Linked DNA regions of Mus musculus: region 2 is linked to region 1. A link is a loop called in an ENCODE intact Hi-C map of the cell type or tissue named here. Cell type or tissue: heart. All regions are shown on one strand. Links, peaks and the distances in the headings refer to the core of each region. The heading gives the core; the rest is flanking DNA.

The links. A loop is a pair of places that touch in the nucleus more often than their neighbours do. Peaks named below come from ENCODE experiments on the same cell type or tissue, not always from the same donor. Only the 100,000 strongest peaks of a DNase experiment are listed, where the experiment ranks them.
Region 2: a loop joins it to region 1, with 7 times the contacts of the local background. A loop is called at or near these places in 6 of 42 quality-filtered maps.

What each region holds. Positions count from the first base shown.
Region 1 is chr4:116,459,092-116,471,471 of GRCm38, forward strand. Mast2 (microtubule associated serine/threonine kinase 2) reads right to left here and starts at 5,132. Exons shown (of 30, transcript NM_001369061.1): 1 at 4,645-5,132. The coding sequence starts at 4,824. In heart, for the core only: a CTCF peak has its summit at 4,690; DNase peaks (open chromatin) are centred at 4,600, 5,210 and 5,770; H3K4me3 peaks cover 2,592 bases; H3K27ac peaks cover 2,023 bases.
Region 2 is chr4:116,552,280-116,564,144 of GRCm38, forward strand. Tmem69 (transmembrane protein 69) reads right to left here and starts at 3,664. Exons shown (of 3, transcript NM_177670.4): 1 at 3,594-3,664; 2 at 2,489-2,624; 3 at 1-1,450. The coding sequence starts at 2,530. The coding sequence ends at 755. It overlaps Gpbp1l1 (GC-rich promoter binding protein 1-like 1), which reads left to right and starts at 5,379. Exons shown (of 12, transcript NM_029868.3): 1 at 5,379-5,549. In heart, for the core only: a CTCF peak has its summit at 5,430 (motif pointing left); DNase peaks (open chromatin) are centred at 3,672, 4,822 and 5,332; H3K4me3 peaks cover 4,208 bases; H3K27ac peaks cover 3,710 bases.

The sequences.
Region 1 (12,380 bases), core at 1,352-9,351:
GAGGCACTTGGGAGGCAAAGGTGGGCAGAGCTCTGAGTTTGAGGCCAGCCTAGTCTACAGAGTGAATTGCAGGACATGAAATGCTACACAGAGAAACCCTAGTTCAAAACACCAAAAACAAAACAAAACAAAATTCAAAGGCTTGGAGACAAGTCAGTAAAGAAGAAAGCCTTTGAGAAGTTTGTTCACTGATAAGACACTGACAGCCAGTTAGGGTATCCACTAAGCAATCATCTGTTTCTAACAAATATTCACACAAATAACTACATCTCAAGTAGTTATTTTTATTTATTCTGAACCTATGTACACAAAGATAAATAAAACAGTGTGAACTTCTAAGAACTTACTACTAAGAAAACAAGCTCATCTCAGCAGAGGGGGACAAAAGCACAGACGCTAAGAAACCCAGAGGGGCATCTAAATTCTTTACGTGAACAATTCAAGTACACCTTGACTGCCAAGGTCTTCACGCTTTATTCTGTGAATAATAAGCTAATAATGTCTCCGAAGACAGAAAAATTCATAAATTCTGGTATTATACTGCATAAAGGAGTGACTAGCAATGACAATAAACACAACAGACATCTGAAGTTGAAGAGGGTTTTTGTCATTATTTAAAAAGAATCTACATAGCACAGACTGGCCTAGAACTCATGAGCCTCCTGTATCAGCTTCCCAGTCCTACTAGTACTGCAGCTGTGTACCATTACACCTGGCTTAGAAGATTCTAAATGTTTCATCACACATACAATAAACAAACAAGCAAACAAATAGTATTTTTCTTAAGCTTAAAAAAAAGAAACAAACCCAGCCATGATAGCATACACCTTTAATGCCAACACATAAGAGGTGAAAGCTGGAAGATCTCTGTATGTGTGAATCCAATCTGATCTTAAAGTCAGTTCTAGGGCAGCCAGGGGCCATACAGTGAGACCTTGTTTTGTTTTGTTTTTGTTTTTTAAAAAGCAAAACCAGACAGATCTGCAGGGCTCACTGGCTTGCACTGTCTATTTGATGAGCTCTAGGGCAGTGAGAAACTCTGTCTCAAAATACAAATAGGAGGTGGGAGAATGACTCAGCTGTTAAAAAATGCTTGCTGCTCTACCTGATTGATGGCCTGAACTGAGCCTGCAGCACTCATGGTAAGGTTCATAACTGCCTATAACTCCAGTTCTGAGGTACCCAACACCTTCTCTAACCTTGAAAGACACCTGAAATCCTATATACATACCCACAAGTAACACACATGTACACATAATTTTTAAGAGGAAAGTAAGCTGGGGCAGTGGTGGTGCATGCCTTTAATCCCAGCATTCAGAAGGCAGAGACAGGTGGATTTCTTTGAGTACAAGGCCAGCCTGGCCTACAGAAAGAGTTCCAGCACAGCCAGGCCTCCCCAGAGAAATACTGTCTCAAAAAGCTAAAAAAGAAAGAAAGAAAGAAAGAAAGAGAGAGAGAGAGAGAGAGAGAGAGAGAGAGAGAGAAAGGAAAGAAAGAAAGATGTGAAATAAAATCTTTAAAAAAAAAAAGGTGGATGGTGTCTGAAGAATTATATCCAAAGGTGTCCTCTGACTCAACACACACACACACACACACACACACACACTACTTTCCCTTTCTCCCCCCTCCATAGCACTGAGTTTTGTTTTGATACACTAAGCACAAAGTTATCAACATAGATCTAAAGAGACAATCAGGCTTAAAGACTCAAATGCCTCTACCAGGAGGTTCTATAATCAATATATGAATGAAAGACTACAGACCTTTGCTCTCCGGCCATCCCCTGCCATGCAGGAGCTTGCTAAAGAATGGTGAACAAGAAAGAACCAACATTTGGACCAAGCATATTACCTTCAAAGAATGTTTTAAGAAAGGAATGAAAAAAAGCACAAGAGAACAGTCCAAGAAACACTAGTGAGATGAATATTCCCAGGAGGAGGGTTGGCAGGACCACAACACATGGTCAACAATGGCAAATAGTTCACATAGTGAGAAGATGACACCTGGGAAAACTATCAAATTTAATTACATTAAAAAAAAATTCACTGACCCATTAGCAGAATTCTCTTTGTAACTCTTTCACAATGTTTTCACAGGCAGACACACCTTATTTTAAGTTGCAAAATAAGTTTTAGTATGGCTACACTGTGGAAAATTATACAACAATGAAAAAGGAAAGTATTTCTATAAGGAACACAGAAGAATGCACAGGAATTATTTTAATGAAATAATTCAGTAACAAAGAGTACAAACGCCACGATATTATTTCTATGAGTTTTAGCTAAAGAGTAATCTATGCTGTTGGGGTGGGAAAAGTGGTTAACTGCAGTAACGAAGGGTAATCAATAGGATAAAGTAAGAGAACTGGAAACGTCCTCTACCCTGGCCTGAATAATGGACATATGGTTATATTTGTCTGTAAAATTTCACACTAAATGAACCTTAGATTAATGCATTAAACTACAACAAATCTCAATTTAAAAAGCAAGCCAAAAAAAAGTTACTCATGACCTTGAAGGCAGTTTGGGGAAAGCACTAAGTATACAAGGCAAACCATAATATTAGGAATACACACACACACACACACACACACACACACACACACACACGAAACTGACATAAAATACAAATTCAAGAAGATTATTGGCACGCCTTTAATCCCAGCACTTGGGAGACAGAGACAGGTAGATTTCTAAGTTTGAAGTCAGCCTGGCCTACAGAGTGAGTTCCAGAACAGCCAGGGCTATACAGAGAAACCCTGTCTCGAAACTCGCACCGCCCCCCCCAAAATGTTGTTGGTTAAAGGCAACAAGATAAAGCATATTAGGAGAGAGGAAATTACACGTTTCAAGAAAATTATACTTTTTATTTAAGCTATAGGGCAAAGAACAATATAAGTAAGACTTTTAACAGACAAAGGGTGTGTGTACCAACGATGTAGCCTCAGAGAAAAGGATAGCCGGTTCTTCCTCTGTGACTGTTAAGGATGTGTGAATATAGAAATTATCTCTAAAAAAGAGGGGAGCTGGCTGGAGAAATGACTCAACAATTATGAATACTTGCTGCTTTGCAAAAGACCTGGGTTTAGTTCGCAGCAGCCACCAGCAGCTCACAACTGTCTGCAACTCTAGTTCCAAGAGATATGACTCCCTCTTCTGGTTTCCAAACTATATGAAGCACTAACATACATGCAGGCAAACACTCATAGCTGCAAAAAAGTGAAAATAAAAAGATCTTTTTTGAAAAGAGGGGAATCGGAGCTGGAGAGTTTCAGCCTCTGGCTGCTCTTCCAGAGGACCCAGGTTCAATTCCCCACCACCCATGTGAGAGCTCCAACTGTATATAGCTCATTACCAGGTAATCTGACACGCTCACACAGAGATACTTGAAGGAAAAACACCAGTGCACATAAAAACTAAAAGTAAATCATAAAAAAACTTAAAAAGAAAATAAGGGCGGGGCGGAATCAAACAGCCTTAAGCACTTTACTGAAGCATGCATTAAGGTCAACCGCACCAGGTAAACTAAGTCAGTAGAGGAAATATATTTCAAAAGTTTTGAACGGGTACTAGAGGGGGATTACACAGTCAGCAGTCTAGAAGCCATGACAAAGACCAAAAGAATCAAGTGGGGAGACAAAAAGCGGAAAATTTTAAAACCATAGGCTAACAGAGTGTAATTCAAAGCAATGATGCATAGGAACATTTACTTTATATGAGGAGCAAGATAGGAGACCTGGAACTTCAAAGCCTCAAAGATGGGGTCTCAACTGGGGTCTGAAGCAAAGCTGTACAAAAGCAATGCTGTCAGGGGAGTTCATTACTACAGAACATTCTTTCTAAAAATCCAACGAGATTACGTATCTTACAAAGTCCCTGTCAATATCGTTTCACTGAACTTCCTTCAGCTGTGAGTAGCAAGTTTATCCTAATATTGGCGACCTTTATTCCCTACTCATAAATACACCTACTATTGTCTACTAAATTACACATCCTGTACATTCGAGAATCCCATGAGTACTTTTACATTTTATCTCTTTTCCCATTAAGGGTAAACTAGAAAGCAGAGCCTTCATCTACAGATTCTCTGTCCACAGCACCGGCCTTGAGACTGGACACATTCAGGCACTTTTTATAGTGGTTTTAAAGTGGTAGATAGTTACTGAGGAGAACGTTAACGATTCTGAATACTTGCTTATAAAAGTATAATGGCCACCAAATGAGAATGCTTGCAAATGCCCCGTTTTTATAACTGTGGGGATAAACTCTAAGACCAGTCAACACTATCAAACTGGCATTTCTCCCTTAAAACTATTCACGCCTCTAGATAACTCCATTTAGTAAACCTACTCTTTGCTGCTCATTCACCCTGCCCACATTCCAGCACCCATTCTCTCCATCCAGAGCCCCAGGCTACCCCCCAAGACCATTTTATTCATTCCTCAGACCCGCCCTACCCCACGTCCAACTGCAACCCCAGGCCCCCACCTTCATTTCTCCACTCCCCTTTCCTCAGCCTCGTCAGACCTCCCACTCCTCCTAACCGACTCAGTAGTCCCCACCCTCACCACCGCAGCCCGATCCTCCCGCGAGGACCCCTCCCCCACGGCGCCCACCCTCGCTGGCGGACCCCAGCCCACCTTACCTGCTCCCTGCTGTCGTGCCCCAAAGGCCCGCTCCGCTCCTCCAGTAGCTGCCTCCCGGGCGGCGCTCGCCGGCGCGGGGGCAAAGACTGCGGCTGGGGCAACTCGGCCGTCCGCGGAGCCGCATCCTCCCGGCGGGCGGGTGGCGGCTGCGGCCGCTCGCGGCAGCGGCTCCGCTTCATCTCCGCGTCTGGGCCCCGCGGGCGTTAGCACCGCGACTGCGCCGGCCTGGCTCGGCCCCGGGCCGCAGCGCTGCCGCGGCAAACCCGGTCCGCGGCCAACATGGCCCGGCGGGCACTTGAAGCCACCCGCACCCGGCCCGCGGTTTCCCCGCGCTTCCTGTGGGCTGAGGCGCCGAGACCTTCCCGGCGCGCCTCACGGAGGCAGCATAGCCGCCGCCGCCGCGCCCTCCGCCGCCCGGCACACGCTCGGCCGGCCACCCGCCGCCGCCGCGGGCTCCGCCGCCAGCCGCCGGCCCGCCAGCCCGCCCGGCCCGCCCCTCGCGCGCGTGCACGGCAAGCCCGCCTGCCGCCCACAGAGCGCGGCCAGCCGTGCACGCGCTGGCGAACGGTCGCGAAGACCCGCCCGCGGCCGCGCCGCGCGCTCTGAAGCGGAAGGGGGCGGGGCTCCCGGCGCGCCCGCGTCGGCTGCAGGACGCCCTTTGATTCTTCCATTCATCCCTTTGGTACACACTGCCTGCCGGACTGAACGCTGTCCAGACTGGGAAAAGACTTCCAACGGGAGGGGGGACACCAACACTCTATTTACCAGCAGATGCTCACCTAGTTCTCCCCTACGCTTCAGAGACTAGTTAGCTCATCCTCATGTTAGAAATAAGGAGACTGAGATGTAGGGAAACGAGCCCAGTCACAGACATATCAATATGTCCCAATAAACCCTCCCATTAGTTGAGGGTTCCCATTCTTGTCGCTCTGTCTTGTTTACACTGCCTTTGACAGTTCCACACAGTGTGACAGTGTGTAAAGTCCTGTAAAAGAAGTGATGTATTCCTTAGGGGTGCGAGACTAAAAAGGCTTTGGAAGATCTGGGCTTCCCACTGACAATGAAGTCATCCTGTAGACACGGTCCAGCCTGCTGCGGCCTGGGCAGCCTGACCTGCCCCTTCCAATGACTCATCTGCTTTAACAACACGTGGCAGACAGCTCAGCCATGCCTGGCCTCCTTCTGGCTTCAGCTAGTCTGCCACAACGCTGTTTTTCCTCTTTTGACCTAACCAGAGTTCATTCCCAGAAGCTTTTCCTGCCTGTTTCATTCATGTATCTTTAGCCTCCTCCCTGAACCCTTTCTGAGCAGTAATAATGACTAATACGATGGAGCCTACTGATTTCAGACACTGCATTCAATTCACATACACATAATGAGGTCATTGCAGTGTTCATTGTACAGTGGAGGGAACGGGGTGAGTTATAGTGCAAAGAGAACTCAAACGAAGGCCTGTGAGGTACCAGAACACACACACATAAGCAGTGTGTGGGACAACCCATGAAGCTATCTTCTACGTTCCCTGTCCCAGGTCCTCCCCATGCATCCAGTTGACTCGGTAGAAACAGAAAGCCATCCTTGGTTCCTTCCTTCTTCTCATCTCTCATATCTAATAATGAACAAGGCCTGTTGGTCTGTAAACTCGATATCTTTCCAATCTGCCTTCTCCTTTCATCCCATTTGTACTAACTTACCCAGCTCCGCCTTCCCTCACCTGTTTAAGTGGGAAATTCTCCCAACTAGTTCCCCTGCATCAAGTCTTATTCTCTTAGGATCCATCTTCCCAAAGACTCTCATAAAAATCTCTGTAATACTGTCTTTGCTTAGACTAGTAAAATAAAGCTCAAGATGAAGTATACACTTTCTTCTTTTTCTTTGTTTTTTGTTTGTTTTTGTTTTTGTTTTTGGTGACAGGGTTTCTCTCTGTAGTCCTGGAACTCACTCTGTAGACCAGGCTGGCCTTGAACTCTGAAATCCACCTGCCTCTGCCTCCCAAGTGCTGGGATTAAAAGTGTGCACCACCACCGCCCAGTCAAGTGTACACTTTCTAAGGCAAGGCCACCATCCAAAATCCATTCTCTGCCTGCCTCTTTTTTTCTATTAGCCCATGCTGTTGCCACTATTGCCACTATTTATAGTTATCTCTGCTACATGATAGGGCCAGCACACTCTTGCTTACGAAGAACAGAAACACATGCTGAATCTGGAGTGGCCACATAGGAGAAGATTAAAATTCCTTTTTTCTGGGGGCTAGAATCTTTTTTTTTTTAAAGTGGTTTTTGTTTTGGGGCTTGGAATGTAGTTCAGTTGGTAGAGTGTTTGCTCAGCATACACACAGTCCTGAGTTTGATCCCAAAACTACATAAACAGAGTGTGTCAAGGGAATTCAAGAGAAACACTAGTCCTGCTCAAAACAAAATGAAACAAAAATAAATTACTATTTCACCCCTGCAAAGCAGTGTAACCCAGTATAGGTAGGAAACAAACAAACAAACAAACAGTATCCTGAGGTTGTTGCTGATGTTTCATAAGGCTGCTTCTCCAACATTGATCTCCATCAATCAAACTGATTAACTCTGTGGTCCTTTCTAAATAAATTCCTCTAGGTTTAGGCACACTCATTTCTACAAGGATTATCTACTGACTCGGCTTTGAGAACAGAATCACATCCTACTTCTTCATCTTTGACTATTAGGAATGGCTGTTGTGGGGCTGGAGAGATGGCTCAGCCGTTAAGAGCACTAACTGCTCTTCTAGAAGTCCTGAGTTCAATTCCCAGCAACCACATGGTGGCTCACAACCATCTGTAATGGGATCTGATGTCCTCTTCTGGTGTGTCTGGAGACAGCTACAGTGTACTCACATACAATAAATAAATAAATAAATTTTTTAAAAAAAGGAATGGCTGTTGTGATAGACAGACTCTAAGGTGGTTCTCATAGTCACCCCTTCCCCAGGATTTACACCTTTGTGTACTCTTCACCCTTTGACTTGATTCTAATGAGTTAACTACAATATAATCACTTTCATGATTATGTTACATCATATAAGATGGTATCTTGGTATGAGTCTTACTCTCAAACTCACAATGTCCTTAACGACGGAAATGTCCTTGATTGCAGGGCAGGGTATGTAACTCAGCTGGCTTGGAACTTCCATCCTTCTTTCTATTCCTCCCAAGTTCTTCATTTACAAGCTGGTACTATCAAGCTTAGCTACAAAACTCACTTTTTACATTGGCTATGAAGAGGTCCATGTGGCAGGAAACAGAATGGCAACCTGCAAGAACCTAGGCGAGCCTCTAGCCCAATAGCCAACAAAACAGACTAAAATAGTCCTTGAAGCATTTACACAGTCCTACATCCAGGAAAAAGTAATTCTGCCCAAGATTGGGGGTTAGTTTGGAAATAGATCTGTAGTGGCAATTCTGGGATTTTGACTTCTTTTGAAAACTCAGAAATATAATAAGAATATGTTTTCATTTAGTCTCAGGTATAGGGATATGGGGCTGCTTCAGACTGTCTGCTGCAGCTGACTATGATTTGCCTTGCGCTCTAGCAGAGGTGTGATTTTTATCAGCTGCAGAGTTTCTGCTATTGTGTGGCATTTAGAGTTCTGGGGACTTTCAAAGAATATATAATGCTAGGACCCTGAGAGGCAGTCATTCAAGGGCATAGAGAAAATGGCAGGGAACAAAGGAGTAAATATTTCTTTTCAAGATACCCCCCAAAAATGTATTATAGCTGCTACTGCTAAGATATCCCCCACTTTGCTCCCAGAGAAGATTTTCTGTTTTTTTTTCTTTTTCTTTATATATTCTGTTTCATAAAAAGGTTGGAAGAATGACTGAGCAGTTGGGAAAACCACAGGTGGAAATGGAGGGGCCTGAGAAACATAAGATTGTTGAAATGGGAAACCAAAATGAGCCATTCTGCTCTCTTGTTTCTGAAATGATTGCAGAGTTGGCTGTGCAACGAGGTTACAGGTAGAGATGGGAACACTTAGAAAGTGAGGAGCATGAGGGAAGAGAGAACAAGAAGGCTCAGTCCTGGTGACAGAGCAAGCGAGCTGGAGTTTCCCCCGGGAGGAAAGAGGGATTGAAACTGTGCCACAGGGTGGTCAGGTCAGAGAAAAGCTAAAAAAGCAGGAAGGCACTCTGATCATAGCCCATTTTGAGACAGGATTAATCTTGATACAACCACTCTGCCAGAGTTGGAGGAGGGGCAGCCTGAAGTAATAAGGCTTTCCCAGTAGTCATGCAGTATATGCCTATTAGTGGTTGGAACAAGTTTATGACAAGATAGGATAGCATCCTATAGAAATGACAGAGATAAGGTATTTTAAAGAGACCATGATTTTATATGGGATGCATTCGCCATATGTAAAACAAATTCTAAATAACTGGGCTACTCAAAATAGAATTATTCCCCAAGACTGGGAAAGACTGGTGACAGCTGCAATGATTAACACGGTGGAGAGACTATTGAACAGTGAAATACTGCAAGGGGATGAATATAGTAGAAGATCAGTTGCTAGGCTATGGGTAGCACTCTGATATACAAGAACAGATTCAATTTGATGATGTTACTATAGAACAAATGGACTTACTGGCTTTAAAAGCTTGGGACAAAATTGAAGACCCCTGAAAAAGTCCACCTTATTTACAAAGATTATACAAGTCTCTGGATAAGCCTTCACTGTTTTTTTTTTAAACAAAGATTAATCTTAGAAATGAACAAAACCATACCAAACCCTGATGCAAGAAAGGCGGGTGTTGATAGAAAACTTGGTGTTTGAAAATGTGAATACCAAATGAAAAAGTTAGACCATTAAAAGGATAAGCAGCACCTATAGACAAGTGGACAAGGGATATGACCAATATTTGTTTTAACATGTACCGTGCTAATATAATAGGCCAATCTATAGCTATAAGTCTCCGATATCAAAATGCTTGGTGCTTCAATTGCAGGAAATATGGTCATTGCAAAAAGACCAAAGAGACTATGACTAAGCTGCTTATATTAGTCAGGGTTCTCTAGAGTCACAGAACTTACAGAATGAATCTACATATATAAAGGGAATTTATTGGAATGACTTACAGGCTGCAGTCTAACTAACCCAACAATGGCTATGAATGAGAAGTCCAAGAATCTAGAAATTCCTCAATCTCATGAGGCTGGATGGTTCAGCTGGTCTTCTGTATAAGCGGGGATCCTGAAGAAGTAAGCTCCAAAAGATGTGCTGGCAAAGTGAATGCAAGCAGGTGAAGAAGAACAAACCCTTCCTTCTTCCATTGTCCTTATGCAGTCCTCCAGCAGAAAGGTATGGCCCAGATTAAAGGTATGCCTCAAGATCTGAATTAAAGGTGCATGTCTTCTAGCCTCAAGATGTGGATCACAGGTGTACTCTCCATCTCTGGACTGTAGTTTATTCCAGATATAGTCAAGTTGATAACCAAGAATAGCAATCAACCCACTAAAGGTTTCAGATCTCAAAATGCCTGGTGTTTTAGTTGTAGGAAATGTGGTCATTTGCAATAAAACTCTGTGCAAGGCAGCTCTAAGAGCAATAGTTTTTCTAAAACCAGAAAGGTATTTCTAAATATACACCAGAAAGAACACCTGGGCTTCCTGGGATGTGTATGTGATTCAACAAAGGCCACAATTGGGAATGCAGATCCAAAAGAGATATCCAAGGCAACTGGATATCTCTTTTCTTGCTGTTGGGAAAATAAAAAGAGTGCTTAGCTTGAGGCCCCACAGCAAAATTTACAAGCCATTTCAGTCCAGGAGTAATTCAAAAACCATAAAACGTCAACACTCAGCAAGAGAGAGTCACCAGGTTATTAAAAAACAAAAACAAAAACCAAAAAACCAAAAAACTGTGGCATTAAATTAGTTTATATACTTTAAGGATGTGTTGAATGGAAGCCAGTGAAAGTTTTCTGTTGGGGATATGAATTTGTTTATATTTCCACAGGAAATGAAAAACTGTGCATAACATCAAAAATGATCAAGTTTAGAAATGAGCAGGAGAGGTCTCCTGAAAACCTTGGCCACTGACCTGAGAAGCACTTAATTCATTGTAAATGTCTCTGTTTCTATACACAGCACAATTTATGGCTTAAAACGGGGTGGAAGAATGTAGTGATAATTCTGAAATTTTTGTTTCTTCAAAAAACATAGAAATGTTATAACATATTATAAAAATATGTTTTCATTTTAATCCCAGGTGTGGAGCTATGAGGCTGCTTTGGACTGTCCACAACAGCTGACTATGATTTGCCTCATGCTCTAGAAGAGGCATGGTTTTGTCAGCTGCAGATAGTTTCTGTGATTGTGTGATGTTTGGAATTCTGAGAGCTTTTCAGAGGGTTTATAAATGCTAGAGTACCGAGAGAGGGGTTGATTGTTGGTGGTCATTCAGGGGTGTTGGTTGCATTTTGTTAGTAGTCATGCTCAAGGAAGTTAGATTCAGCTCTCTCTCTCTCTCACTCTCTCTCTCTCTCTCTCCCTCTCTCCCTCTCTCTCCCTCCCTCCCTCTCTCCTCTATCCTTTCTTCTCTCCTATCTAGTAATAGGAAGTAAAACTGGGGGGGAGCATATAAAGAATGGGAAAAAGAAGAACCTGGCTGCATAGCCCATCCTCCAGTTGTGTCTCCAAGTGAGAACAAAGCCCAGACATTACTTTGATGGGAGCCTGGTGAGATCCTGAGACAGAGAAACAAGAAAAGCTAAAAGTAGACCTGTAACTCACAGAAACTATGAGACAAAAGTATATTCTAGGAGATTGTGCCAATCAGTTTTGTTTGGCAGTTTGACACAATGGAGTCAACTGGAAAGAACCTTAACTGAAGAATTGCCTCTATCAGACTATCCTATAGACCAATCTTTGGGGCATTTTCTTGATTTATGATTGGTACGATTGGGTCCAGAACGTCCCAATGCCACACCTTGGAATGTGGTCCTCTGTTGTATAAGAAAGCAAGCCATGAGAAACAAGCCAATAAGCAGTGTTCCCCCATGGTTTCCACTCCTGTTCTTGCCTCTAGGTTGCTACCTGAGTCCCTTCCCTGACTTCCTTTCATGATGGACTGTGATTGGAATGTGTAATGCAAATAAACCATTTCCTCCCCAGGTTGCTTTCGGTTATGATGTTTTATCACAGTGTTAGAAAACAAACTAGAACAGGGCTAGAAAGATGGTGGGGTGGTTAAGAACACTTGGTGCACTTGTAAAGGACCTGGGTTTAATTCCCAGCACTGTGTCAGGAGGATGACACACACTGTAGCACCAGCTCCAGGAGATTCAATCCCCTCTTCTGACCACCTTGTATACCTGAATGCATATGTGCACACACTCACAGATAATATGCGTATATACAAGAATTTTAAAAAATGTAACCAGGCATAGTAGAACATGCCTTTAATCTCAGTCCTTGGGAGGCAGACCTGTGCAGGTAGGCCTTCACACACACACACACACACACACACACACACACACACACACACTTTAAAGTAGTTGTCTTAAAAAATACTTCTCTCTTTTTTTAGTGTGTATATGGTTTGCATGTGAGCATATAGGTGCACATTTACATGCAGAGCCAAAGGAGGGCATTGGATGTTATTCCCTGTTGCTTCCCTTCTTATTCCCCAGAGTAAAGGTCTCTCGTGAAATCAGAAGCTTGGGGTTTATGATCAGCTGGCTTGCTGGCCAGCACATGCCTGGGATCAGTCT
Region 2 (11,865 bases), core at 1-8,000, 92 kb after region 1:
TCTTACCCACTGAGCCATCTCACCAGCCCTGAAATAATTTTTATAATCCCAACACTCAGGAGGCAAAGGCAGGTGGATATCTGTAACTTTTTGAGACAGGGTTTCTCTGTGTAGCCTTGGCTCTCCTGAAACTCTCTTTATAGACCAGGCTGGCCTCGAACTCAGAGATCCACCTGCCTCTGCCTCCTTTCTTCTAGGATAAAAGGTGTGTACTACCGCCATCTGGCTAAAAGAAATACTCTTTAGAAAACAAAAACAAAAACTATGTATGAAGAATAAATTCCTACCTGTGGGGGGGTGGGGGTGGGGAGGAAGGAGCCAAAGGAGGAACATAATTGTGATGCTAAAATGCAGCTTTACAGGATAAGAGATACAGGCTCAATGCTCAAGACTATGTACTGCTCTAGACCCAAGTTTAGCTCCCAGCCTAGATATTGAGTAGCTCAGAACTGTCTGTAAAGCTAGCTCCAGGGGTCTCTGGAGAGATGGCTCAGTGGTTAAGAGCACTGACTGCTCTTCCAGAGGTCCTGAGTTCAATTCCCAGCAACCACATGGTGGCTCACAACCATCTGCAATGGGCATCTGATGCCCACCTCTGGTGTGTTTGAAGACAGCTACAGTGTACTCATATAAAATAAACAAATATTTCTTCAAAACAAAACAAAAAAAAAAAGCTAGCTTCAGGGGATTCAACAGTCTTCTGGCCTCCACAGACACTGTAAATAATACCAAGAAAGTATTTTTATATTTCTATTTAATCGGGTCTCTTGGGCCCTTTTTCTGGATAAATATTTTCAAGTATTAAAGTGACTACAAATGAGATAAAAGCCACTAAAGTACTTACAATCCTTAAGGCTTTGAACCAGTTGGGATAATGTGGTAAGAGGAAAAGTTCATTGTGTAATGCTATCCCTAAACCTATTATTAATGTGACTATGGCTTCATTGAGTCTTTCAGAAAATAGGATGGCTGCCCATGAAAACAGAATAGGACTCATACTGCTAGCTAAATTAATGTAGTCTGGTTTGGCTGGACTACTTTCTGGCAGAACAAAACCCCATCTGATCCCTCCCAAGAAAGCTAGGAAACCGGCTCCATAAGCCATCTGAGTGAAAGCTAGGACGGGGATATAAGACTTTGTTATTACCATGAGAAGTGGGGGAGCAGTAAAGGGGATTAACCCCGCCAGAGTTATATATAAAGCTGGCTTTGGGCTATCGAGTAGGTAAGTGATGGTGCTTCGTTTCTTTGGAGGAAGGACTGCCTTCTGCTTTTTAAAGTTGCATGGTGACACATGATAGCATTGTATCTTCCTCATACACACTTGAAATGATGGGGAAAGCCAAGTTCTTGGAGGCAAAGAGGAAAAGTTCTGCAGTAGACATGTCTTGAGAGAAAGTATGTCTATTCTGCCAGCTCCAAGTCTCACTGTAAAAGGGTTCTTCAGCATCTATGAAGGAAACAGAACCAGAAGACAAAGTTTAAAAATAAGAACACATGGTACAGAGAAATACATGTAGGCAAAACACCACATATATAAAGTAATAAATTGGAGGTGGGGGGGATGGCTCAGTGATTAGGAGCACTGGCTGTTTCTCCAGAGGATCCAGGTTTGATTCCTGCCACATGTGGTGGCTTACAACCAATTGTAATTCCAGTTCCAAGGAGATCTTACACCTTCTCCTAGCTTCCACACACATCACATACAGGTGGAACACAGATATACATGTAGGCAAAACACCCATACACATTTTTAAAAAAAAGCTCTTTAAAAAATATCACTTTGAAATTAAAAGGAGCACTACTTACCAGTCATGGTGAGCCCCGAGAAGCATGCAGGGACTGAGCTCCTGCTGGTCTTTACTCCTTTTGTCTTCAGTAAGAATGCTTTTCCTTCAGCTGCCTACATGGCCATTCTTCTTTTCTAACCTCCTATTTATGTTATATAATCCTGTCTATTATTTTCTGGTAGGATTTATTCTTATTTTCATGTGTGTGGGTACCCTCAGTGGAAGCTTCAAGTCCTTTAATGATGAATTAGCAGTGGTTGTGAGCCACCCAACATGGGTGCTGGGGTCAAACTAGAGCCCTGGTCCTCTCTATTTTTTTATTTTATTTATTTATTTATTGGTTTTTCGAGACAGGGTTTCTCTGTAGCTTATTTATTGGTTTTTCGAGACAGGGTTTCTCTGTGTAGCTCTGGCTCTCCTGGAACTCACTTTGTAGACCAGGCTGGCCTCGAACTCAGAAATCCGCCTGCCTCCCGAATGCTGGGGTTAAAGGCATGTGCCACCATGCCCGGCTTCTCTCTATTCTTGATATTCCCTATTCTCTTTCCCTGATGTATAGTACTCCATAGCAGTTATTATTTGACATAGTAAATATTTTACTTATTTATAATTTGCCCATTGTTTTCCTTCCTCACTTGAATACATATTTCTATATCTGCCATAGCCAAACAGTTATTGACAAATAGTGCTCAACTAACCTTTGAAGATGCTCCAGAAACTTTCTGGATGAAGTGTAGCATTCTGGTTTCTGCTCAGGGTTTTGTCCAGGGAAAATGCAATTCCGATTCATATATTTTTATAGTTGAGGGGGATGGCTGAATTTGAAGCAACGCCCTATACATAAAACAAGATATCGCTTAATTGTATACATTTTATACATTTATAAGAAGTCGTTGCTGGGCAGTGGTAGTGCACGCCTTTAATCCCAGCACTTAGCATTGGGAGGCAGAGGCAGGCGGATCTCTGAGTTCAAGGCCAGCCTGGTCTACAGAGTGAGTTCCAGGACAGCCAGGGTTATACAGAGAAACCCTGTCTCAAAAAAAACCCAAAACAACAACAACAACAACAAAAAGTCAAGAAAATCTCTTCGATGAAACATAATTTATTTTGATTTATTTATGTATTTATTTGCCAAAGTGTCACATATTAAGGAAATACGTTTTGTGCTGTTTTTGTTTTCTGAAGAATAATTTTAGTTTTGGCTGTTTGGTTTAATAAAAAGAGCAATGTGAAACTGAACATTTGGATTTAGCAAACATCTCTACCACTTCTTAGGCACCAGTGCCTCATCTTTAAAACTGACAGTTATACCTTTTGTTCCCAATAATCATATATTCTCTTTAGTTATTGTGTACTCGGGGCTGTGGAATTTTTACACTATAAATGAGAGCAGCCACAAATATCGCTTTGTTGTGAATCAAGCAATGTAATTAAATGTTTTCCATATATTCTCCACCTTTTGGAATTCAGTAACCAGTGGAGCACGTGTTTTCTAATTTTGGAGGATTATAATCAGGCTGAAGCCCTGAGACAGAAGCTGATGTGGAGATTAAAAAACTAAAAGCCGTGGCCAACTCGCTCATTCCACGAAAAAAAAAAATGACCAAATGTTTTCATTTCGCCAACGCAACTACCACAAACTGGAAGCTCCTAGCTGACATTTTAGCGACACGAGCGGAATTTAGACACAAAAGGTCCTTAAGACGCGTGGGGTAACTATACATCTATATACCAATACCAATCCTTAGTGACCCCACCACCACCTCCTTCCCAAAGTGTACCCTTGACAACCCTGAAACGTACTTGCCACCATCACACGGCGCAAAAGTTGAACAAATTCAACCAGAAACACCGAAACAACACTTCCGGCAACTGGAATCACACAGCCCCCCCACTTCCTGAGTGCAGGAAAATGGGTCCGGATGGGAATTAACGGTAGCAAGTTCCGACTCTTCTCTTTCCGTTTTTGAATGCTTCCCTCCCTCAGTTATTTTACATTATTTTTAATGTGGATGTTCATGCATGTGCCCACTCAGGCGAGAGGCTTGGATTCCCCACAGTATAGGTGCTGGGAGCTGATCTGAGGTTCTCTGTAAGAGCAGTAAGTGCCTTTAACCACAGAGCTGAGGGCTAGTCTAAAATATTCTAATTGAAGTCAGCTTTCAGATACCTTACAAGTCTCTGTTATGGGATCTCTAACCAGTTTAACACACACACACACATATTCAGGAAGTAGAGTACAATTTCTGAAATAACCCCCAGTAACAGTAGTGGAAGAAGCTAGGAGGAGACTTGGAGTTGGCTGATTTGGCCTACGGAATTATTTTATTTTTTTAAAGGCAGGATTGCCTGGAACGCTTAACTTGCAAAACAACGTTGTTGAGTCGACTGGACACATCTTCCTCCGCATTTGAGTCCTTTATTACTACCACTGGGCGAGAAAGAGGTGTTGATTTTGTTTTTACCTTATTCTCTATTACCTAGAAATTACATTGAGGAATACAGAAGACTGGGGCCCAACATTCAGAATTCTATGAATCAAAGTGTGGCGTTAGGGGCATTGAGCTTGAAGGTCATCCAGGAAGTAACATTGTTGAATTTATCCTCTGTGTGATTTATTCTAAGTCTCCTCTCCCACCCCCAACCTGCCATCTGTCGACCAAAAGGAACAGCTACCAAGTACTTCGAGCGTTCTTGGCTCCTTGTGTAAAAAGCTGAAGACAAAAAGGAGAGTTCATTTACGTAGGGACTCCTTTTTGACTACTTCCTCCATTCTAAGCAGTAAAACTAACTTCCTGAAACATTCGTTTTTAGTGAGACGCTGTCCGCCAGTTTTATTACCTTCTCTGGCAAGGTTGTACGGTCCCTTCCTGTCGTGCAATAGCCAAGAGAGTGCTTATAGACTCTTTTGGGGGTTTATTAGCAAAGACTGGGCTGGAGCAGATTTCAACCCTCCATTCTGGCGGCTCCGTGACGCCTGCAATGCCCATGAACTACAACTCCCGGCAGGTAGTGCGCCCACACCGCCGCGCATGCTCTAGTCCGGAGGGGCGGGAGTATGTGTGTGTCTATGGCTTGCCTAGGACTGTAGTTTCCACGGCGCGCGCCTGTGAATGGAGGGGCAAAGGTGTACAGGGCTCGGAAAACACACTCTTCCGCTACTTGTTTGACAATTCTAGTAGTTGGCGAAGCATCTGGTTCACAATCGAGGTGTGAGAAGGTGAAGAAAGAATGGGTGGGGGAAGAACTGGTACAAATATATCCTCCCATATTCACGTGCTCCCAGGCCGGAGGACCCGGCTGGGAGCTTTAAAGGGGCGTGCTGAATTCGGCTGGTCCTCGCCCCAAGAGCGGCACAAGGAGAGGCGAAGGCTTTGCGGAAGGGAGAGTGGACCGACCGGCGTCGCGCCGAAGGGCGCCGGGGGCGGGGCGGGAAGTAACCGCTGCAGGAGCAGCCCAACGTTTCCAGAGCGAGCCGCGGGCGCCCGGGCGGGGTCACGAAAGCTGGAGCTCACGCCTGCGCGTGCGCCGGTGCTAGTGGGCGTGAAGGAGGCGGGCCGAAGCGGCAGAGGGAGGGCCCAGCCGGCCGTCGCTCCTCCTCCACCCGCTCTGCCCCCTCCTGGGCCTTGTGGGCCGGGCAGCCATTTTGGGAAGAGCTTTGTTATGGTTGTGGGCTAGTCACCTCTGCTGGTCGGAGAAGCTGAGGACGCGTCCTCAGACGCCGCGAGTCGTCCTTGACCGTAGCCCCGCCGCTGCCGGGTGAGTATGGGTCCTGGACACCGAGCAGAAGGAGACCTGGAGTGGTCCCGGCACGGGCTCCGCCGGCACCTAACTGGCCGTCTAGGAAAACTAGTTAGAAGAAGGTCTTGCACAGGTGGTTGGGTGTGGGTCCGCCGGGGTGGACGAGGGACCTGGGAGTCGCCGAGTTGGAACGTCCCCCTCCCCCCCGCCAACGGGAGGAGTCTTGCACACTAGCGTCGCCGCGGCGGTTCCAGAGCTCTCCGACTTCAACTTCAGTTCCCGGTCGGAAACGCTCACCTGCGGCTCCGGCTCCTCTCCAGGAGTTCCGGCTTGATAGTGGTTGAGTGATTTGGTTTACTTGGGTTTTATTATCATTATTATCATTACTATTATTATTATTATTATTTTACCTTTCTTTAAAATAAGAGCCGAAGGCTTCTGTTTTCCAGTTAAGAGAAACTTAACGAGGAAAAAGTCGTGTAAGTCAAATGTGGACTATCTGGGCGAAAGGGAACTTCCACGCCCGGAGTCGCGGTTCTCTGGGGTAGGGAGACCTTTTCAACTTCAGATTGTCTTACTGGTTATCTACCAAACTCCGTCCCATTGGAGTGGAAGTTTGATTAGTTGAAGTGGCTTAACTAGTCGTTTTTATTCCATGCTAAATCTTCCCAACCCATAAAATTCAAAAGATACTGAATCTAAAATGGCTGTAGCCTGAGGAAGAACCCTGTTTAAATGCTTAAATATAATAACATTTCAGTCGTTTTTTCCCCTATGGGACGTTTTCTCTTAGGAGTTTTTGACAATTGGTACCTTTGAAGAGGGTAGGTGTAAGCGAAGGTGAGGCTCAGGAAGTTTACTGCAAAAGTTTACATAAGAATGGGTGCGGTTTTTTGTTTTTGGTAGTTGTGAATAGTTCTGAAATTGTGCTGTGGTATCAGTTTTGTCTGCCACTTTTGTACTCTGAGGTTGGCATGTATAATGTGTTGAATAGTTTAACTTTGATAACTCTTACCCGGAAAACCAGAAGTTAGTGGTGGTTCATGGTTTTTGTTTAGTAATAAAGCCACTTTTTTTGTAAATCTCATCAAAAACTAAAGAGTATTAGACGCCAGTAGACAGATTTGTAGTTTGTTGGTGGTCGAATGTTTTTTGTTTTCAAAATGGGTTTGTCAGTGTAGCCCTGCCTATTCTAGAACTCACTCTGCAGTCCTTGCTGGGCTTGAACTCAGACCCTGAGTCCTGGGATTAGAGCGCTTTTATCACTTCTGCTCCACTCATGAGGTCTCATGTTTTTTATGGTAGTTTTCACCTCAGAACCCAAGAAATTTGGGCATTTACAAAATAAAGAAACAATTTTGCAAGTGAAAATATATTCTGAAGTGTAATGCTAGGTCCTTCTCTCCCACTTTTTTTTTTTAACTAAAGGCAAGCTTCGCTTACAAAACAAAACAAAACAAAAAGACCCTGCCAGAAGTGCAAAAAAACAATAGCAAATTTTAATTTTTGGAAAGGTGTGATTGAGTGAAATTTCTGTCTATTTAAAAGATAAGATAGAGTGCAAATTGTGGATCTTTGACGATCCATTCCCAGGATAAACTGCCACCTTTCATAGAGTTGGTTTCAATTACATTTATATATTCATTTAGACGGTAAAATTTTTGTTCTAGGAATTTTTTTCTTATGTATATGGGTAGTGTGCCTGTATGTATTCCTGTGTAAACGTACATATAGGTCCCATTGAGGTCAGAAGATAATGGATCCCCTGGAACTGGGGTTAAAGACAGTTGTGAGGTGGTGTCATGTGAGTGTTGGGAGTCAAACCTGGGTACTCTGGAAGAGCAACAAGTGCTCTTAACTGCTAAACCATCTCTTCAAAAGCCCAGGAAATATTTATTTACTTATTTATTTTGTTGGTCTTGGAAGAAAATCATTTAAAGTTCTTTTTGAAAATTAGAATTGCTTTCTGTCTTGACATTATTTTACAGTACTAAATTCACCTTTTTTACCTTTCTTCTGAGTGTTCTAAAATGGCTTGCATTTATTTGTTAGTCTAACCTTTCAGTTTATTGTGGACAGTGTGCTTTAAGAATTCGTGAAGTTGGGAGACGGAATGGGAAGCCTTTATTTTGAAGTAACAGAATTCTTTTTTGTTTGTTTGTTGTTGGTTTTTTTTTTTTTTTTTGGAGTTTTTTTGGAGTTTTTTTCTGTGTAGCCTTGGCTGACCTGGAGCTCACTCTATAGATCAGGCTGGCCTGGAACTGGGTTCCATCTGCCTTCAAATGCTAGAATTATCTAAAGGAGTATACCACCCTGTCAGGCTTTTTTTTTTTTTTTCTTCCTCCAACCATTTTAATAATTTGTACATGATAAGAAATCTGTGAGTGTACTTGTGTGTGTTTCTGTATACATAGAGACACACAAATTTGTTGAGACAGAGTACTACTATGTAGGACAGTGGTTCTCAGCCTTCTAATGCTGAGCCCCTTTTAATATAATTTCCCATGTTGTGGTGAGGAATTCCCACCATAAAATTATTTTGTTTCTACTTCATAACTTTAGTTTTTCTGCTTTTAGGGATTATAATGTAAACATCTGTTATGTGACCCCCTTAAGCCCACAGGTTAAGAGCCACTGGTGTAGATTCATGCTGATCCAGAACTCACAGAGATCTACCTGCTTCTTCTGCCTGTCCTATGCTGAAATTAAAGGCATTCTCCGCTGTATCTGGCTACTTTTTATTTTCAGTGTAGGCGATTAAACCCAGTCTAGTGTATGCTACAAAACATACTGTCACTAAACTATATACCACCAGCCTATAATTTATTTTCTAAAGTATGAATTAATTCTGTTATTAACATGCATGAATATTTTGCCGGTGTGTATGAGTGTCACGTTTGTCTGGCACCCTCGGAGGTCTGTGTTGGGCCTTGGATCCCTGGGACTGGAGTTACAGACAATTGTTAGCTTGGGTTCTTGGAATTAAACTCTGGTTCTCTGAAAGAGCAATTGGTCTTAACCACTGATCCAGATCTCCAGCCCATATGATTGATTTATGGTTTCTCAAGCTAGCCCTGACTGTCCTCAAACTTTGTAAACTGCTGGCATGAACTCAGAGATCTACCTGCCTCTGCTTCCCGGTTGCTGGGATCAAAGGTGTCTACTGCCACTGCCCCATTCTTTCTCTCTCTCTCTCTCTCTCTCTCTCTCTCTCTCTCTCTCTCTCTCTCTCTCTGTGTGTGTGTGTGTGTGTGTGTGTGTGTGTGTGTAAGTAAGTAAGTACACTGTTGCTCTCTTCAAACACACCAGAAAAGGGCATTGGATCCCATTACGTATGGTTGCTGGAAATTGAACTCAAGATTTCTTAAAGAGCAGTCGGTGCTCTTAACTGCTGAACCATCTCTCCAGCCCTATAATAGAGGTTTTTAAAAATACTCATTTAAACAGTTCTCAATCTTCTTTCAGAAGACAGCAAATCTTAATCTTATAGTTTAAGACTAATGTGCCAGAAAAGACTGTAAACTATATCAGCTTTTCTTTTTTCAGTCCTGCTCACAGAAGGCAGACTATGAGACTATAAATATTTATTAATAAATGCCTAGGCCATAAGCTTTGGCTCATTTCCTTTCTAGCTTGTAACTTATTTAACCATTTAAACTATTCTGTCTCCCATGTGGTTAGTTACCTCTCTTTCAGTCTCAGCCTTCTTCCCTCAGAGTCTCTCCAAGTTCATCTAACCTTCTGGTTATGCTGGTCTCCTCTGTTTTTCCAGTCTTTTATCTCATTATTTCCCAGAATCTTCTCTTCTTACAACATCCCACCTCCTGTTTCCTGCCTCAGCTTATTGGCCATCAGCTTTTTTATTGACAGGTGATGTTTATAAGAGATTCTCCATTTGTCCAAACTGCTTTTCCCCCCTTCTACCCTGGAGACTAGCTATGTCTACCCTGGAACTCACTGTGTAGACCAGGCTGGCCTCAAATTCAGAAGTTTGCTTGCTGCTGCCTCCCAGGGGCTGGGGGTCAAAGCTGTGTGTCCCATGTCTGGCTCAAAGTACTTTGTATTTATTACCTTAATTAATAATGGTTGTGAGTCCATATTGTGGGGTTGTTTTTTACCTTCCTGGTACTGGGAATTGATTGAACTGAACACCTCATGGCTGGTAAGCCAACCCTCTTACACTTAATTTTATCTTTATTGTTGTTATTTAAGACCATGTCTCACTAAGTTGTCATGGCAGGCCTTGAACTGTGAACCTCCTGCTTTGCCTCCTTTCAGGTAGCTATGATTGGGTGTGTGTGACGTCATGCTTTGCTAAGCAGATGTTTTTTTCCTTACTTTGTGTTGTGAAACATGAAGATGAGATGCACTTGACTAGTAGACAAACCTAAGTAAGCTGTCACGGTGTTTACTACTGAAGTACTATATGTGTCTTTGCTCTTGTGTGGTTGGTTGAGGGCATTTGTTCTGTTGTGTTTTGTTTTGAGACCTGGTTTCACTCTGTAGCCATGATTGGCTTGGAATTTGCTGTGTAGATATAGTTGCGTCAAACTCAGTAGAGATCTGCCTGCTTCTGTCTCCCTAGTGCTTAAGTTAAAGGCCTGTGCCACATCGACCTTAGTTGATTTTTTTTGTTTGTTTGTTTAGTTTTTCAGTGATGGAGGTTGAACTTTCTCACCCCACCCCTAGTCCTGGTTGCTTTTAAACATGAAAGTTAAACTGTTGTAACATTAGGGGGCATGAGCCATTTTAAGGTATCCTAACAAAACTTGTTTATAGAAAAGGCAAAATTTAGGGCAGACAATAGCGCTTAGTTGGGTAGAGTTATTTGCTGCCAAGCCTGAGAGGGTCTGAGTTTGATCCCTGAGATCCACATGGAGGTTAGGAGAGACTAACTCCATTATATTGTCCTTTGACCTGCACACTCATGCTGTGTGATAAAAAAGAAAAGAAAGGCAAATTTGAGTCAGGGAGATGCTGGGGCATAAAGTACTTGCCTCCTACGCATGAGGACTTAACATTTCTTTTTTGTTGTTGTTGGTTTTTTTGTTGTTGTTGTTGTTGGTTTGGTTTTTTTTGTTTTTTGTTTTTTTTTTTTTTGTTTTGTTTTGTTTTTTGAGACAGGGTTTCTCTGTATAGCCCTTGAACTCAGAAATCCTCCTGCCTCTGCCTCCAAGTGCTGGGATTAAAGGGGTGCGCCGCCACCACCCGGCAGGATTTAGATTTCTATCTGTAGAAATCCTGTGCAAGCAGAGACAGGAGAATCTGGAAACACATGGAACTAACCTGGCATATGCAGCAGCAAATCAGACCCTGTCTCAGACAGGGGAGAAGACATGGGCTGACATTGGAGATGCCTCCAACGTGCAGTGAGTGGCACAAGTTCACCTGCATTCATAGGAGCACACACAGGTCTATCTGTCAGTCTTTCTTTCGTTCTTTCAAATAGAAAAGGCACATTTGCATTTGTGTTGTGGGAGGATCTTGGTATTCCAGGTAAGATAATATTTACTTTGTAAGTCGTTGTATTGGTGTGGTCTAGAAATTAGCTTGTTTTTGTTTATGCTGAAGATCTAACACTTCAAATGACTTTTAAACCCAATGATTTCTGTTTGCTATTGCACTCTGCCTCAAACAAAACTACCGGAAGTCAAAATACTAAAAAATGGTTTTATAAGAGAAGCTGAACTTCTTCTGTCTATGGGTATACTTTAATTGTAAGGTTCATTCATTACCTAATATGGATTGAATTTTATAGGTGATTTCAAATACACTAAAAGTTATAGAAAGGCAACTATTACTTTATATTCCTCTACCAAAGCAATCATCAGCCCATAACTGGTTTGTTTGGCAAACAAATTTTTCAGCAAAACAGGCACTGGAGGTAGTACTGTTAGCACAGGTTTCATGTACTGGTGGCTGGGAGTATCTGGTAGACCACAAAGCATTATTTCCAAAACAAGAAAAGACTTTACAGTTTGCCAGCTGAAGTATAAAAATATAGGATACCAGCATAGCTATAGTTTCCTTTTTGAGGGAAGGTGGGATGATGGAACTTGGTGCTGGTTATGGGGATCTGGCCCAGGTCTTTGCACATGACATACTACCAATGAGTTACACACCATTAGCCTGATAGTCTTTCTTAAAGAAATTGATTTTAAAATCCTCATTATGTTTATCTTCATTTTCTGTGAACAACCAGCTTTGTTATTAAGACTAAAGGCCAAATCCCTGGACTGAAAAAAATATTGAACATAAGGTTTAAGATTGGCTGTACTTTACATTTGACTTGAAAACCCTTATTTATACTTAAAAGTTTAAATTTTCACTTACT